2 separate regions of the Homo sapiens genome follow, and region 2 is linked to region 1. A link is a loop called in an ENCODE intact Hi-C map of the cell type or tissue named here. Cell type or tissue: mammary epithelial cell. All regions are shown on one strand.

The links. A loop is a pair of places that touch in the nucleus more often than their neighbours do. Peaks named below come from ENCODE experiments on the same cell type or tissue, not always from the same donor. Only the 100,000 strongest peaks of a DNase experiment are listed, where the experiment ranks them.
Region 2: a loop joins it to region 1, with 2.2 times the contacts of the local background. A loop is called at or near these places in 7 of 110 quality-filtered maps.

What each region holds. Positions count from the first base shown.
Region 1 is chr16:81,696,278-81,698,777 of GRCh38, forward strand. It overlaps CMIP (c-Maf inducing protein), which reads left to right. Exons shown (of 21, transcript NM_198390.3): 14 at 283-390. Among named protein-coding and RNA genes, the nearest start is that of PLCG2, 82 kb to the right of the region's middle. In mammary epithelial cell, a CTCF peak has its summit at 1,153 (motif pointing left); no DNase peak of the experiment used is centred here; H3K27ac peaks cover 574 bases.
Region 2 is chr16:81,644,337-81,646,836 of GRCh38, forward strand. The region is part of intron 3 of CMIP (c-Maf inducing protein); the gene reads left to right. All of the region lies in intron 1 of LOC105371362 (a long non-coding RNA gene), which reads right to left. Among named protein-coding and RNA genes, the nearest start is that of MIR6504, 34 kb to the left of the region's middle. RefSeq lists an enhancer at 405-1,111 and a silencer at 1,088-1,382. In mammary epithelial cell, no CTCF peak of the experiment used is centred here; DNase peaks (open chromatin) are centred at 1,195 and 2,415; H3K27ac peaks cover 1,798 bases.

The DNA of each region.
Region 1 (2,500 bases):
CGCTTCATTCAGATCAGCCAATCAAGCCGGGGCCTGCCCTCCCTCCTGTGCAGCTGACAGCCAGTAGCCAGAGTCCCCTGGGGTGTGGGGGCCACGGTATTTCCCGAAAGACCTTTCATGGCATTTGGTGGAAGGCTGGGGGTTGCTGGAGGAAACAAAGTTAAGCGGGTTTCTTGACTGCAGGACTTGCCTGAGCCTTTCCCATTCATGTGTGCAGATCATGGTCGCCCTTGTCACCGGGGCTGCATGCAGCTCACACTTGTGTCTTCCCTTGTCTGGCAGGTCCACTCATGCCTGCTGAGCGTGCGGGCCGGCAAAGATGGCTGGTTCCAGCTCTACAGCCCCGGAGGGGTGGCCTGCGACGATGACGGGGAGCTGTTCGCCAGCATGGTACGCAGTGGGACCCCAGTGGGGTGACTTCCAGGGGTCCCTGGGCTTGCCATGCCTGACTAGTAAAACAGCCGTCCCCCATCCCCTGGGGCCAGCCCCGGAGTTTCCCGGCTAACACAGTGCTGATCATGAAGGTGGTGGTGGTGGTGGTGGTGATGGTGACCGTGACTGTCACTTACTCATTTCTTATCTGAGGCTCCAAGCCAAGCACTTGGCTTTCCCAGTTGCACTCAGCTCTCACAGCACAGTGAGAAGACGACACATGTCATTGCCCCATTTTATACCCAAGGCAGCTAAAGCCTGGGCCGTTACTGCCTAAGGTCACACAGTTCATTGCCATGGTTATGTTCCTACAAGAAATTGAGTGCCCAACGGGACCAGGGATTCTGGAAGGCACTGCAGGTCCACCAGCTTGTTTAATCCTTACAAGGAGGTGTCGCGGTCAGGGGGATTGTTCCCACTATCATGAGGGGTCTGAGGTCACCAAACCAATAGCTGCATCCATGATAACTTTCTTTGTGCCCGGCACTGTATCCGGCACTTCATATGCACTATCCTTTTTTATCTGTACTGCATCCTTGTTGCTGAATTACACCTCTGTTGAAACAGAGGCCCACAGAGGTTCGGTGGCGTGCCTGGGGTCCCACAGGCCTTCTGTTTCCAAGCCCTTCCTTGGCCAGGCACACATGGCTTCTTCCAGGAGTAAAGGGCCACAGACTCTTCCTCCCCCAGGGCAGATGCTGCACCCTAGTGGCCAGCAGCCTCGCCGACTCCACTTGCTGAGAAAACCAGCTCCATTTACTGGTCACTGGTGCTCCCACACTCAAACTGGGCTTCCAGTCGCAGCTCTGCTGGGAGCTAGCTTGTTGACCTTGGGCTGGTAACTTGCCTCTGCCAGCTTCAGCCCCTCGTCCGGGAGCCTCGCATTGGCCTCTCGAGGTTACCGCAGCGATCGCATGCAACAGTAGATGCACGGCGCCCGGCGGGCCGGCACAGTCGCTGCTCGGAAATGACGCCGGTGGTGATTCTCCTCTCTGCTGGGTGGCTGGTTTGGCTGTCCACACTGAACTCAGCAGAGATGTTTGTGCAGCGATGACAAATTGAGGCGCTGCCCCTGGGAGCTTCTTGAAAAGGGCTTATTTTTAGGCCCTTTGCCTCATGCACTCCCTCGCCACTCCTCGCCGGCCACCCCAGGCCTCTCAGGGCCCTGCGCATCTAGGAACATGCCTGCCCCTGCCAGCCTGCACCACCTCTCTCGCGCTCTCGGTCACCTCTCGGGTTCTCCTCTGATGTCACAGCTTCACCATAGCAACGCTCAGCTGCGCCCCCCCGCCCCCGCCCCCACCCTACAATGTGAGGATTCGGTGCAAGAAAGCGCAGGGAGCTGGCGGCTTCCCAGCCCGAGAGATTGCATTTGTATGCCAGAGCTGTTCATGATGGAGCGGAAAAAATATACACAAGGAAGGAAGCAGGCAGCCGCTGGATGGAAGTGTGTTGTTGCCATGGAGATGCATGGCTTGGAAGCCGGCCCCTTGATGAGGCTGCTTTCTCCACCGCCAAGGGCATTTGCCATTGTGTGAAGTTGGAGGAAAGCCAATGGGGTGTCGAGGCCTCCCCCCAGCCCCGGTGACCGGGGACCCCTGCCCTTGGGCCCCCATCGCCCATGCACCAGAACAAAAGACCGCCCAACACATAACCCAAGAGGAAGCAGGATTTGCCAATTCTTGGATTCCTGGGGCGCAGGCAGTCTCCCAAAACACCCTTCCGAGCTCACAGCGGGCTTGGCAGAGGTGGCTGGGCTTCGTCACGTCCCCTACCCCATACATGTGCGAAGGCTGCCTAGAAGTTTCTACGTGGTTCCAGCGGTGCCAGGAATTCAAAGGATCAACTGTCAGCAGACTCCCGAGGGGAGCAGGGGAGGGGGCTTTTTTGTTTTTGGCAGTAAAATACACATCATATAAAAGTGTGCATCTGTAAGCACACCGTTCAGTCACACTGAAGACATTCATGTTGTAACACAACCATCACCACCGTTCATCTCCAGAACGTTCTTATCTTCCGAAACTGAAACTCAGCATCCATTACACACTGACTCCCCCTTCCTCCCGGC
Region 2 (2,500 bases), 52 kb before region 1:
GATTGTGTGGGCTAGCAGGCATGGGGAATAAGGCCAGGGGGCTGTGTTTGACCCAGGGTGTCTCTGTGGGGAGTGCACCAGCAGGGAGCTGAGAGGTTATGAGCGGGTTTTAGGTTGATGTTGAAGACTTGGCGGCCAAAAGGGCAGTTTGGGGGTAACACCCATGGGACAGTTATGAGGCCTGCATTATATATGAAGGTAATGTGACAGTCTCTGATGCTCACCGGATTGAAGGGAAGCTATTCTGGAGGACTCAAGAAGGCCAAAAATGCTGCCTCCCAAGTGTCCAGTCCTCCCGGAAGCCATGGCTTGCTGGAGATAGCAAATTATTTCCTACACACTTAGCATCTGCAGCCATAGTGAGTCTTGAATCAGGGAAGCCAGGGAAGATAACCAGCCAGCCATTGTCCCCGGGTGTGCAAGGCACAAGTGGGGACATTGCACCTTGGTAGACCTTTTAAGAAAATTCCAAGGCAGGGTCCCAGTGAGATGGGGGCTTGGAGAGGGGGGTCTCCCATGGGAGGAGGTAGGCAAGGGCCCTTTCCTCGGGCCGAACGCAGTGCCACACACATACTAGACCTCAGCATCGATGGGTAGAGGCAAACATGCATGCTCCTGGGCCCGTGGGGACGTGATGACAGGGACACCAAGACTTTCGGATAGCACTGCCCGACGGAGCATTCTGCGATGATGAAAATGTTCTCTGTCTGCACCACTATAGTCACCACTAGACACAGCTGGCTACCGAGTAACTGTAATGTTACGATGTGATCAAGATGCTGGATTTGTAGTTGTATTTCATTTTAATGAAGTTCAGTGTGCGTAGCCACCTGGGGCTGGTAGCTTCTGGACTAGGCAGCTCCGCTGTAGGACCTGCACTGGAAAAAGTTTTCAAAGCCGGGCTGGGTCCTCCCTGGCTCATATTTCCCTGTGGGGTCCTCCTCCACTCTGCAGTGCCATGGGCGCGCCCGTGCAGCGTCCTCTCTTCACGACAGGTGGTGGGGAGCATGCGTGCTTGGGTGTGTACGCGCGCGAGCCCCAGAGGCTGCGGCAGCAGCAGAGCAGCAGAGCAGCAGCCCCTGCCTGGCGCGACGTGCTTCCAGTGCATTCTGAGTCACTCCTCTCCTGGCAAGGGGCACATTCCTGCTGACGACTTGTCTCCCGTGGAGGAGCAACAGGCTCTGCTTTCCCTGGCCTGAGAACCCTGGCATATGTGCTTGCCTCTGCTGACAGTTGCCAGAGCGATGGCAAGTGTTGCCCAGGTAACGTCCCTTCCTTGACAAGCAGAGAGGGTGAGGACAGCGCTGGAGTGGCTGACTCTGCCAGACGGGAAGCAGGAGGCTCTGCCTGCTGTCTCTGCTTGCCGCTGGCTGGTGGGGCTTGGGCTCGGATGTGGGGAGCCCTCCTGAGTTCTACCTCCCTGGACTACTCCTTTACAGAACTTGGTAGGTGAAAACAATCAGAGCTGCTGTTTAGCCAGGAACTGAGCTAAGTGTTTTATATATTATCTCATGAAATAGTCACAGCAAGCCTTTGACAGTAGTTATTCTTATCCTGATTTGCAGACAAGGAAACTGGTGCAAGTAATAGACTGTAAGTTTCATGAGCACCGGGGCTTGTCTGCTTTGTTCACCATGGTTATCCTTAGTACTTAACATAGTGCTTGGCACGTCATAGTAGATCTTCATGGGATGATTGGATGGAAGGGTGAATAGATCGATGAGTGAGTGATGGAAGTATGGATGGTAGATGGGTGATGAATGGATGATGAGGTGGGTGAAGGATGGATGGGTGGGTGGGTGGATAGTTGGGTGGGTGGATAGTTGAGAGGGTAGGTGAATGGTTGGATGGATAAGTAGATGGATGAATGAATGAGTGGATGGATTAATGGATGGATGGGTGGGCGGGTGGGTGGATGGATGGATGGATGGATGGATGGATGGGTGGGTGGTTGGGCAGATGGATGGATGTGTGGGTGAATGGTAGGTGGGTGAGTAGATGATGGATGGGTGGATGGATGAAGTAGAGCTTAGATTTGATCTGGAGTCTGCTCGTGAAGCCTATACGCTTCGCCACTGAGCCATACTACCTTTGGTTTTGTCTGATGACTACCTCCCTAGGATAGCATTTTTAAAAAATAGCATTATTGAAATGGAATCCACATACCATAAAATTCACCCACTGTGAGTACACAATTCAGTGATCTTAGTAAATTTATAAAGTTGTACAGTCATCACCACAATTCAGTTTTAGAGCATTTCCACCATCTTGAAAGATGCCCTCATGCTTGTTTGCAGTCTCATTCCTGTTCTGTGCCCCAGGCAATGAATGTTCCACTTTCTGTCTCTGTGAAATTGCCTTTCTAGACATTTCACATAAGAGAAATCATACACTATGTCTTTCTTATCTGGCTTCTTTCCCTTAGTGTAGTGGTTATGAGTTGCATCCGTCTTGTAGCATGTGGGTAATTCAATCCTTTTTATTGCCAAATACTGTTTGG